Regions from separate parts of the Homo sapiens genome. Here region 2 is linked to region 1. Evidence: read pairs that join two places in POLR2A ChIA-PET (ENCODE). Cell type or tissue: PC-9. All regions are shown on one strand. Links, peaks and the distances in the headings refer to the core of each region. The heading gives the core; the rest is flanking DNA.

Region 1 (5,868 bases), core at 481-5,480:
TAAAGGAATACAGGGATGTAGAAGATGTAGACTTACGTAGAGGTTGCAAATTTGGCCTGCAGGGTAGATTCAGCTAATGGATATTTTTGTTTGGTATGCCCAGTGGTGGTGTTTGTTTTTGTTTCATTTTTTATGAGCTAATATTTTAAAATGAGAGCTCTTACATAAAAACACATGGATTTATTGTTTTTCTTGAAAGGCTGGCAACATTAAATCTGTATTCCCACTAGGGAGAAATTGGCTGGAGTTGAGAAACCACTGCCATCTGCAGTTGGGATATTCATTCTCCAGTTCCTCATACTCTTCACCACTCTTTTCTCTTACAAGCTCCCGATATAAATAGAGAAATCAATTGTATGGCCCTTGAAGAGAAAGTGTGTGTGTGTTTGTGTGTGTGTGTGAGAGAGAGAGAGACAGGCGTGCATCAGTAGAAATGCAGACACAGAGGAGGAGACATTTGAACTAAGTCTTGAAGAATGATCAGGATTTCAAGAGATGAAAGAAAGAATTCCCGGTGGAGGGACAAGTGTAAGACAGAGCACCAGAGATAGATAGTGTGGGCAATCCAGGCATAGATTAAAAAAAAAAAAAAAAAAAACTAAAATGAGGCTGTTTTAGAGCAGAAAAGGCTAATAAGAATGTTTCTCTGCTATTCTCCTAGACCTGCTAATCAATAATATGGTTTCAGAAAGTACCTGTCATGAAGGGAAGGACAACCTGAGATAGGCAGAGGACATACTTGAGAATTCTGTCAGAAATAAAAGATAAAATCATGGTCCTTTCTACTGTATGCATGCATGTGCATGTATACACACACACAAAGCACATGATTTTTTTCTTCTGAATTCCAAAAATAATGCCAGTTTATTGTAGAAAATTTGGAAAATATAACAAAGCTAATATGAAAGTAAAAATCATAGGTAATCTCTGCCACTAATGAGATTAATTATTTGGATTGTTGAATCAAATAGTGTTAGATAACAAGTGCTACATATTTATATATAGTAACAGATTTTTATAAATATACACATATATACTTTTGTATACGTATATATGTGTGTAAACAGGTAGTAGAGTAGACTGGTTACTTGCTTTTATTTGTTTTACCTAACACTGATCATTTCCCAATGCTATTAACTGTTGTTTTGTAACATACCTTTTAAATGGTTGTATAATATTCTGTATGCAAATGTAGTATAATTAATCTAATTAGTTTTTAATTTGCTTTAAGTTGAACTGTCTAATTATTCTTATGATAATAAGTGTTGTGATGACATTTAATTATATCCATGTACATAAGTATCTTCATAGATAAATCATAGTGGATGTACAAATTATTTTCTTATGATAAATTTCTCTGAGTTGAATTGCTCAGTCACAGTAGAGGGCTTTAAAAAAGTCTATTCACTTTTATTACAACAGCCTCTGTAGAGACTCTGCAGATTTCAGCATTAGATTCAGAGATCTATAGAATGCTAAAGTTAGGTGGATTTTGACACAACCAGTTGTAATGCATGTATTTAACATATGAAAAATTGCATCTGTGAATTGAAATGAGGTTCCTAAGTTTATGTAGCCAGAGAATAATAAGGACAATGAAGTACACTTCTGGACGAAAATGTTATGTTAAATGTATTGATTTCTGTACTGGCTCTATCTGAGTAAGCTGGGTTAAAAGGGATTGTGAATATTTTTCAAGACACAAATTTATGGTCATAATGTTATCACAACAAACCTATGAAGATTAACTAAGGTGGAAAAATTACTGGCTTGGAGCAGATTACCAGACCAATGTAAGTTAATGTAATGTAAGTTAATGTCTCCAAAGGCTTCTCTGAGCACAGTTCTCAGTGTTTCAGAAGAGTTCATGAGGAGTAGAATAGTTTGTCCCTAGGAAGGATTTTAACTGCTCTAATTTAATACAAAGTGTGCCCTCTTGTAAACTTTGGGTTTTCTTTGGCAGTTCAATGCAGAATATCTTTATCTTCACTTCAGTTTTCATTGACACCATTCTTACTATTTACCAGCAAAGCAAGTAAAGAATATTCAAGAAGAAATAGAATTAGATTCAGGGCATGATGGGGTAAGGGAATGTTCAATAAACTCAGCATGGTGTTCACAGTTGTATTTTTAAGGTGATCATTGCTCACTCGTAAGTGAGAGCCGAACAGCGATGGGAGACTTCTTTAAAGTCTGATGAAGGATGCTCAGGATTATCCATAAATAAGAGGCATATAATTGACTGACTACCTTAGTGGATTCCCAATCATATTATATTGTATTATGTCACATCTCAATGTACTGCTTATTTTGTATCAGAAACTCTACAAAATACTTTACATGTATTATTCCATGTGATCGTACCAGCAATGCTGTGAGGTGGTATTATTGTTCCTACTTTACAGTAAACTGAGGCTTAGAGGATGTTAAATAATTGCTCAAAGACACATTAATGGTTAGTGGTAGAGTTAGGCCTGAAACTCGAGTCTCATCACCTTCAAAGCCATCAACCAAATTTCCATCATGTTGAATTTACACCGTAATGCTTGACTCTAGAAATTTTAAAAATTCTGCCAAAACTTGAATAATTCATACACTAAACCTATGGCTTTTGGAACTCAAAGTGCTCATAGGCTTAGGCAGGCTACCTGTGGTAGAATGGAGTTAGCAAATGAACTGGGATACAGAATTAGAAGATCAACTGTTCTCTAGCTGGGAACGTGGAGATATTATATATCAGTTCGGGAAGGTAGAATGATAAAGAATCAGGAAGAAATCATCAGCATCCCATAAGGGGTTGAGAACATGGGAACAGGGACAATGCAGACTGTATTTTAAGTGTTCCTTGAATATGTGGACAGGATCTGTCTGCAGTTAACAGGATCCTATTCTCAACTAGGGTTGAAGTACAAAGCCTCAAGTGCTCAATCATCCTAGCAGACGAGGCTAGAGTTTGTCCTAGATCAGTGCTTCTGGAATTTGAGCATACATCAGAATCCCCTGAGGACCTGTGAAAACAGCATTTCTGATTCAGTAGATCTGAGGCCAGGCCCGAGAATGTGCTTTTCTGACAAGTTCCCAGGTGATGCTGCTGACTCTCGTCTGAGGACCACACTCAAAAGCCACTGCTCTGGAGCCACAGCCCAGACTAGCTTGCAGCTCTAAGCAGAGTGATTCCAGCTGTGAGAAATGGGATTTATGTGCAGAAGGTCAGGCAACTCATTCCACAACAGAATTAATTCTCTCTGAGATCCTGAATTGCATTTCATATTATCCACAGGTTGGCAATCTGCCTCAAATAATGAAACTTGCAGAGAGAGAAGAGATCTTCCCAGGCTTTTTCTTTGTCAAGTGAGCACCATATGTCTTCCCTCTGGGTGGATGACTGACTTAGCACATCACAAGCAAAGGTCCAAAAATTAAACAACATCATTTCCAATCCCTCAACTATGATGGACTTTAGCCCAAATCCACATGGGCTTTTCTGATGCTGGCCCCCAACAGTCTTACCAGGAATGAGCAGTCATTAGTGAGTTTATTACACTTAGCTCATTCAAATAATTTTATGATCTCAAAGTTCAAGAGAATCTGTTTTTTTTTCTTTTTCCCTAACCGTTTTTTACCTTTGAGCTTTTTCTATTTTAGAGACAAACAAAATATATTGCAAATTGATTTATATTTATTAAAGTATTGCTTTAAAAATTTAAAATATAATATAACCTAATGTTTATAAAAGCCTACCTCTAAAACAATGAGCACTGACTTTTATACTACATATGTGTAGTTTTTCTGCCTTCTCTTTTGTTTTAGTTTTAAAGTGAGAGCTTCTGTGTTTATTGCATAAGTTAAATTCCATTTCTAAGGTGTTTACAGAGAAGCAATTCTTTCATAACTGGTTCTAATTTTCAACCAATAACGTATTTTTAGACTAGAAAGGGATCTTAGAAATGAACTAGTTCAGAGGTTGGCAAACTTTTGCTGTAAAGGGCTAGATAGTAAGTATTTTAGCTTTTGCAAGCCATGGTGTCTCTATTATAACTGCTAAATGCTGTTGTTTTAGTACCAGTCATAGATAATATATAAATGAATGAATATAGCTGTATTCCAATAAAATTTATTTGTTAAAACAGGTGGCAGTCCAGATTTGGCACATGGGCCATAGTATGCTGACCTTTGGTCTAGTTCATTTTTGATTTATGTGTCAGGAAACTAAGCCTAATGAGATAAGTGACCTGCCCAGCTTACCTAGCTAAGAAATGGTAGAGTGAAGTCTAAAATGCAGGTTTGAATCCCAGTCAAATGTCTGTTCTACAAATCCACTTGGTCCAGTATGGCCACCCTGTATCCTTTCTGTGCATCAGGCCAATTTATAGATCAAGGGGGTTGTTCCTCCAGCTGTCCCTGCTGCAAACACAGCAGGAAGCTAGGGACCCTAGGGTGTCCTTTATGCTTTTCTAGTCAACTAGTTATAAAATGTCTCATCTCTAATGACCCTCAGGAGCTCTATGTGCTTGTGAGAGAGTGAAGAAAACAGGCATTTAAAACGTTGAGTTTTCTCCACGTTCAGTAGTTTGGTGGGCCACCTCATGATACCATTCTAAGGAGGCGAAGGCTTAAGATTTGATTTTTAAACAGAGACAGAGAAAGGCTGTTCCAAGGCAACAGATGGGTACGGGCCAACCGAGTAAGCATTTTTCAGATGTGTTCTGTGATCACACAGGGCTCCAGGGGAAAAGTGCTGAAGATCATCCAGAGCAGGGCACTCCCCCAGAAGGAAAAAGACTCAGAGTTAATGTTCTCCAGATAAGAAGCAGTTCATTTTTCTCCATGAAGGACACATTTTTTTTCCATTGATGATTTCAGCACAAAAACTGTCAACCAAACCTTTTTGCCTCTTGTGAACATTGCCCTTCTAGAAAGTCGGCAAACTAACGAAACACTTTGTAGCTGTCCTTCAACAGTATCTAGAGTGATACTGCAGTTATCCAGGTCATCTTTGTTCTGTTTAATACACAGGACTCTTTATTATTTCATTATGTATCATCCTATCATTTTACCTTGAGGGTTAACCATTCCTGTTATGCCATACTTGCTCTTCTTTCCCTGAATCTGTTACAAGGGAGATTGTCCCTATGTTTCAGTTGAATAGGAGAGTAATACTGCCTTTTAGGAAAGTGATGAAGTTGAGGCCTGGATTCATGAGACTCTTGAGGCCAAGCATTTGAAAATTGAGAATGGTTTTGTTGGAGTTCCAAATCAGGAACCAATTCTATCTTTTTACAAATATATTTTTGAGTTCTTGGGTTTGGGAGGAACAGAGGCTCTCTTGGATCATCTTTGTGTGTGTGTGTGTGTGTGTGTGTGTGTGTGTGTGTGTGTGTGTGTGTGTTGGGGAGGGAGCTGTTATGGGGATATGTGTGGTCTGAAGCACACCTGGAGATAATAAGATCTGAGCAGTGCTAGGAACCTGCCAATGTCTTGGTGTCTTTTTCGTGGTCTTCTTGGCCCTCTCATTTCGTATTTACTGCATTCTTATTCCCTTATTACCAGTTGGTCAGTCTCCTCTGATTCTCTATCCCAAATTAAATAAGAGCCAGTTTTATTGCCCTTGCTAATTAGCATTTACTCCATTGTTAGAATCTCCTGTTAGGATGCCTAATGCATCACCAGGAAGCCTTTAGATGGGCCACCCTATCACAGTTAACCACTTCCATTCTATTGGTTTTTTGTGGCTCCTCTGTACAAAAAACAGCCTAGTGTTGCTGCCCTGAGCATGAAGGTTAATATCCAAGACATGGAGACTGGACATTGAATTGAGTAACTTCTTAAGCTTTTTTTATATTTCTTTTGCTGTATTTACTTTATGTT
Region 2 (5,868 bases), core at 301-5,300, 230 kb after region 1:
TTTCGAGGAAATAGAGAAAGACAATTTGGGCAGAAGGTGAACACAATCCACAAGGTATATGTGGGTGCAACCAAAGTCTTAATCCATTTTCTAAGGAGCTGTGGAGCTGGAATGAGGCTTCACAGCTTCCTTGGACTGAATCAAAACATCAGGGCCTTGTGTCTCTACATTCATCATTGCTGACTGTAGGCCACCCGGAAAGAAGGAACATCTTGAGGGAGGGAGTGTTCTAAAACCAAGAGCAAAATTTCCTGAGATGCAGTTAAGAACCATCAGCAGCAGAAATTCCCAACAGCTGCCTGGATATATATGTTGACCCTGAAGAGAAGATCTCGGCAAGACACCACAGTATCCACTCCAACAGCCAAGGAAGGAAAAAGGGAGAAAGCAGGGCTAGGTTTCATAGAATCAAGTGTGTCTCGAAGACTGGTGTTTTCAAGTTGACAATGTAGAGTGTAAGGACATCCTAGGCAAAGGGAACATTGAACACTACAGCATAAGGACTGGTAAAACTTAAAAATGTGGACAAAATTCTAGACCCGTACTGACTAAGAGGAAGGAGAGAGAATCAAAGCAGATAGTACAAGATGAAAGTGACCCAATAGCAAAAGATGACACTGGAAAGGCAGGTAAGAGTCAGTCACAGATGATAATGAATGAAATTCAAAGCACTGTGCTTGCTAGAGGAAGTGAATAAGCAATGTGATCAGATTTGTTCATTTGAAAACTGATTAGACCAGCAGAATGGAGTATGACTGGGGAGAGACTAGCAGCAAACCCACTAGATCTGAAGCACGGCAGGCATGTTAGTTACTCCCAATATCCAGCCTACCTGCCTTCCTTACTAATTGCCCTTTCTTTTCTTTGCAGTGGCAGTATTGCAAGCCAAATACTTTATCATCCTATCTGACATGATAAAACTTAAGCAGAAGTCTACTGGTGGTTTTGGGGAAAGCTCAAGTGTCTTAAGTGATAGAATGATACAGATGGGGCTGACATGGACTTTTCTCCCTTCTTTTGTTTGGAACACAGATAATGATGGCTAGAACTGCAGCAGCCATATGGCAGCCAAAGGGAAAGGCCTAAAGAGTGGCAGAGATATCACCCCAAGTGTCATGAAGGTACTGAACCAAAGGAAGCAGTCACCCACATGTAGGCATTTTGTCATGTAAGAAAGATAAATTCTATTCATTTAAGCCATTTGTTCTTACTGGCTGCTGAATGTAATATACAAAGCTATTAAAATAGTCCAGAAAATATTTGATGGGGACCAGATCTAGGTAACAACAATTGGGAATAGAAATGCCAGGACAATGAGAAACATGTAGATGGCTGAATCCACAAGACCAAGTCACTAGCTGTGGGCTACAAGGGAGACTGAAGACTCAGGAATCACTGAGATTCTGATTTAAGAATATTTTTTTTCCATGTTCACCTCCTGCCATCTTTTATCTCACCTTATTTCTTAACCATATTTAGTTCTTTTGAACCTCTCTTCCTTTTAAAATGTTCTTCTCTGCTAGATTGCTTCATTCCAACTTCACCTAGTAAGCTCCCCTTTATACTTTAAATTTACTTCAAATATCACCTCCTCCTTAAAGTACCGCCCACTTAATCCCTAAAAGTACAATATTCCTCTTCTGTGGACAAAAACTACTATTTTTGAATGATTATCATGTGCCAGTTATTAAGTGCTTTACAGAGATCAAGTAATTTTTATTCTTTTAACTACTCTCTGAGGCAGGTACTGCTAGATGTATCTTATATGACAGTTTCTTATAGGAGGTCACATCAGTAAGGATGGTTATTGTTTACAGTAGAAGCTTCAGGTTTCAGCTGAAGAATTCTCCACTAGAAGGTGGCACAATCAAAGGCAAAGGGCACAGATATTAAAATATTTGGTTTTAAATCTTTTTTTCCGCCACTTACACACTGTTAGCCTGAACAGATTTTGTAACTTCCCTGGGCCTCAGAATTCATCATATGTAAAACAGAGAAAAAAATAGCAATCCTTCAAAGGTTGGCTACGAGAAATAACTGAAATACAAATGACTTTAAAATGCCTAATGCTTGTAAGCACACAATAAACATTAGCTGTAACGATTATTATCGTGGTATGGATTTTCCTCTTAACCAATGGGAATGCAAGGCAATTTTCATTACCCTCTCCTATGAACCCTTTTAAATAACACACTATTAGTCAGCTATTCTCAATGTCTATAATATGGGTACTTGCATAAATAATTTGATAGAGCTACCTAATGTTTATACATTAATCCAATGTGCGGTTAATTACATTAGAGGAGAGACTTCATGAAAAAACATTAGGAGTAAAACTTTTTTTTTTTTAGCAGTAGCTAAGTATGACATGATTAAATGTCAATTAGCATAACGTCTGCCAGTGGGTCAGAAAATTCCTGTGGTTTGTCGGCTCTTGTCAGATTTTTTTGGTTGTGTGACTTTTGAAGTCTAGCTATTTAGAAACCCATGATATTTTTTTGAACCTGACACCAAGTAACACAGTAGGTCATGGCCTGAAAGTTACCATGGAGGGAACATATTAGGTTGAGCACTCCCCTTGGGGGCTGGCTTTCTCCCCTCTGTGAGAAAGTACTGACTACCATTGATTATTCTTGGGCACTCTTATTAAATCTGACCTTGAAACTCAGAATATTTAGGAAGCCAAAAACTTCAATGCTAAAAACAAACAAACAAAAAAGTCTATTATGTAATAATTTGCAGACACCCTGACAAGAAGGTGGTCCAAAACCACAGGTCATTTACCCAGTTACACAGAAAACCTTGCATTATGTAGAAAAACTGGCATTTATCCAGATTGGGCAAAAATGCCTTGGCGCAGATGGGAATATTTACTCAAACCAAAGCTACCAATATTGCACTCAGAAGTTAACTGTTCTAGTTGTGGAAATGCAGGTCTGTCTGGTTGGTGAAGACTCCTGATGAATCTACCAAACTCATCTGAGAAAGTGGACCTATGTTCCCTTTATTTTGTGTTTCATCGATCCTCCTGCCCCTGAACTTGCTGACCACTCAGAGAGCTGCACACATTTTCCTGGTGCCAAAGTCCAGTTTGGAGAAAAGGAATTCAAAATTCACATCACAGCAACGTCTCTGTATCGCTCCTCCCTGTTTCTCCTTCCCTGCTCCTTGTTATACATCTTTGTATCCTACCTTCGTTTGTTACCAGCAATTTTAAAATGATTTCATCTTTCCATCTCCCTTCTTCTGTCTTGCTTTCTTCAAAGATCAATTTCCATCCTACTCCCTCTTACAGAAGCCTTTGCTCCAAATGCCTTCCCTCTGACTCCACTCACAGTGAAATCTCCGAGCTTCCCAGACCCGATCCTGGCCACAAAAGCCTCTCTACCCCTCTTTCCTGCTCCCAGTGCCCTTGATCAGGCTCCAAACTCCTTCCCACACAGGTCAAAGGTCCACCCCTCCTCCCCTGTCTTCTAGGAAGGGGTGTTCTCACCAGGCCTTTCCCTCCAGGCAAAATTCTGCCCCTGCCTGCTGCTGCTGCTATGGAAGAGACTGTTTGTGTTTCTTAGGACACACACAGCTTTGCCAAAATCCTTCTCTGTCTTTTGGTTCCTGCACCAGATTCCTCACACTGACCCACAAGATTTCTGGGCACAGGTGAGCCTTCCAAGCTGTAACTGGACTGAGTGGGTTTGCTGAGACTGTTGGATGATTATCCTGTCAAGTAGTTTTCCCCTAAAAAAGTCCTCAACTGGAAATGCCCCATAGTCACATTGAAAAGCTTTTGAAAAATGCATCCATCTCTAGAGATTTTGATGTAATTGGTCCATGTGGATACTGCTATTGTTTAACACCTCCTGAGGGAAGTCTAATGTGTGTGTCTAGACTTCAGATCACTACAGAAACCTTCAACCTATGTATGTCTTTCTCACCAGGCTTTTAAAAAAATTGCTTAAAATTCTCTTTGAATCCTTGGTGGTATAGCAGCCCACCCTTAGGGAGCCTCACATCCCCTGTCCTCTGCCTGAGTTTATCCTCAAAACACCAGGAACAGAATGTGCTTCAGTGCTTTCCAAGAATGTTGCTGAGAAAGTTGGCAAAGCATCTGAGCCTGGTAAATCGCCAAAAAGAATTTAGTAAAAGAAATGAGAAGAGCCCAGGCTGAGGAAAAAAATAAAATACAATCCAGGGTGATCACACAGTTACTTACATTTGTTGATGAACTGCTAACTGTTCCAGAGACTCTGGAAAAATAGTATTGTTGGGCAGTTAACAATGTACATCACACTTGGCTTCTGCCCTTTTTTTCCTTTTAGCTTTCATTATTGAAGTCTGGAGCTGGCCTTAGACATCTTCTACTCTGACGTGACCATTTTACAGATGAGGAAACTGAGGCCAACAGAGATTGTAATTTAACAGAAATTCCAGGGCTAAATAGAGGACAAGAGAGGCTGGAAACACAGTCATCTTTCTGAGTCCAGTGCTTTTCCAGCCACACATACCTCCCACCTACTCACTACTCAGCTTTGGAAATGCAACTGATTATTGTCAATGTAGAAACTGGCAGTTTTTTGTGTATGCTCAAGAGAAATTGAATTTTCTCCTGGGCAAGCACTAGATGTAAATAAGTGGTAATTTGTTATTAAGCTCAAAGTGGGAAATAAATGGGAAAAAATGACTTTATCTCTCCAAGTCTCCCCATAGGAGGATGATTTATTACCTCCCAGAGATGTGAGTTTTGAAAGACAGTGCAGACTTTGTTTACTGCTATATCTGCCACATGGTAAGATTGCAGTTAATGGCAGTTTTTCAAATTGTGGATGTTACATTGATTAGGTACTCAGCTTATTTTTTCTAAGTTTAAATGCGTATTCAGGGTTTTTTGTTTCCCATAAAAAAATTTATCTCTCAATTTTAACTCCAAAGATTATCCCTTAAAAAACAATGCCAAGCAAATTACTGTACTTAGCCACATTTTATCCATGAAGCTTAGAAAGATTAAATAAGGCCGGGCGTGGTGGCTCACGCCTGTAATCCCAGCACTTTGGAAGGCAAAGACCGGTGGATCAACTGAGGTCAGGAGTTCGAGACCAGCCTGGCCAACATGGTGAAACTCCATCTCTACTAAAAAAACATAAATTAGCCAGGAGTGGTGGTGTACGCCTGTAATCCCAGCTACTTGGGAGGCTGAGGCAGGAGAATCGCTTGAACCTAGGAGATGGAGGTTGCAGTGAGTGGAGGTTGTAGTGAGCCGAGATTGCGCCATTGTACTCCAGCCTGGGTGACAAGAGCAAAACTCCATCTCCAAAAAAAAAAAAAAAAAAAAAAAGAAAAGAAAAAGAAAAAGAAAGGTGAAATAATTAGATAAGACACATTAATGACAATGTGTTTACTTGAATATTAATAGTGGGAGCTATTTATGCTGTGTAAGGTCTTTAAGATAAATATGCCTTTGATCCTAGGTTCTTTTTCTAGGAGAACAAATTGGAATAGTTTTTACCACCCTGTCACTTTCATCTGAACTGGAAGACAAATTCATTGCTATTTGCAAAATAATCTTTCAGTTTATTAAAATTTATTATTTTTAAAGCTTAGAAGAAACGAAGTGTTGGTCTTCTCAAAAATCAAAGAGAGCTGGACATTTACACTAGCCAATGAGTATATCTATCAGTGCTATTTGTCTCTGTAAGTAATTTGAGAAGTGTGAACAGTTTAGTTGTGTTTTCTTTTAAGAGAGAGGAAATACTAAATTTTCCTTTCTAAGTCACTAGGCTGCTTTCTCCATTGACTTTCCTCTTCTTCTGTCTATAGTTACCATAAAATGCAATAGTTAATAAAAATATTCTGCATGTATATAAAGCATTACTA

The links. Peaks named below come from ENCODE experiments on the same cell type or tissue, not always from the same donor. Only the 100,000 strongest peaks of a DNase experiment are listed, where the experiment ranks them.
Region 2: POLR2A ChIA-PET joins it to region 1 with 10 read pairs; 2 of 35 experiments call an interaction of 5 or more read pairs at or near these places.

What each region holds. Positions count from the first base shown.
Region 1 is chr9:72,809,559-72,815,426 of GRCh38, forward strand. The region is part of intron 18 of TMC1 (transmembrane channel like 1); the gene reads left to right. Among named protein-coding and RNA genes, the nearest start is that of LINC01474, 62 kb to the right of the region's middle. In PC-9, for the core only: no CTCF peak of the experiment used is centred there; no DNase peak of the experiment used is centred there.
Region 2 is chr9:73,035,349-73,041,216 of GRCh38, forward strand. No RefSeq gene overlaps it. Among named protein-coding and RNA genes, the nearest start is that of ALDH1A1, 85 kb to the left of the region's middle. In PC-9, for the core only: no CTCF peak of the experiment used is centred there; DNase peaks (open chromatin) are centred at 2,453 and 3,423.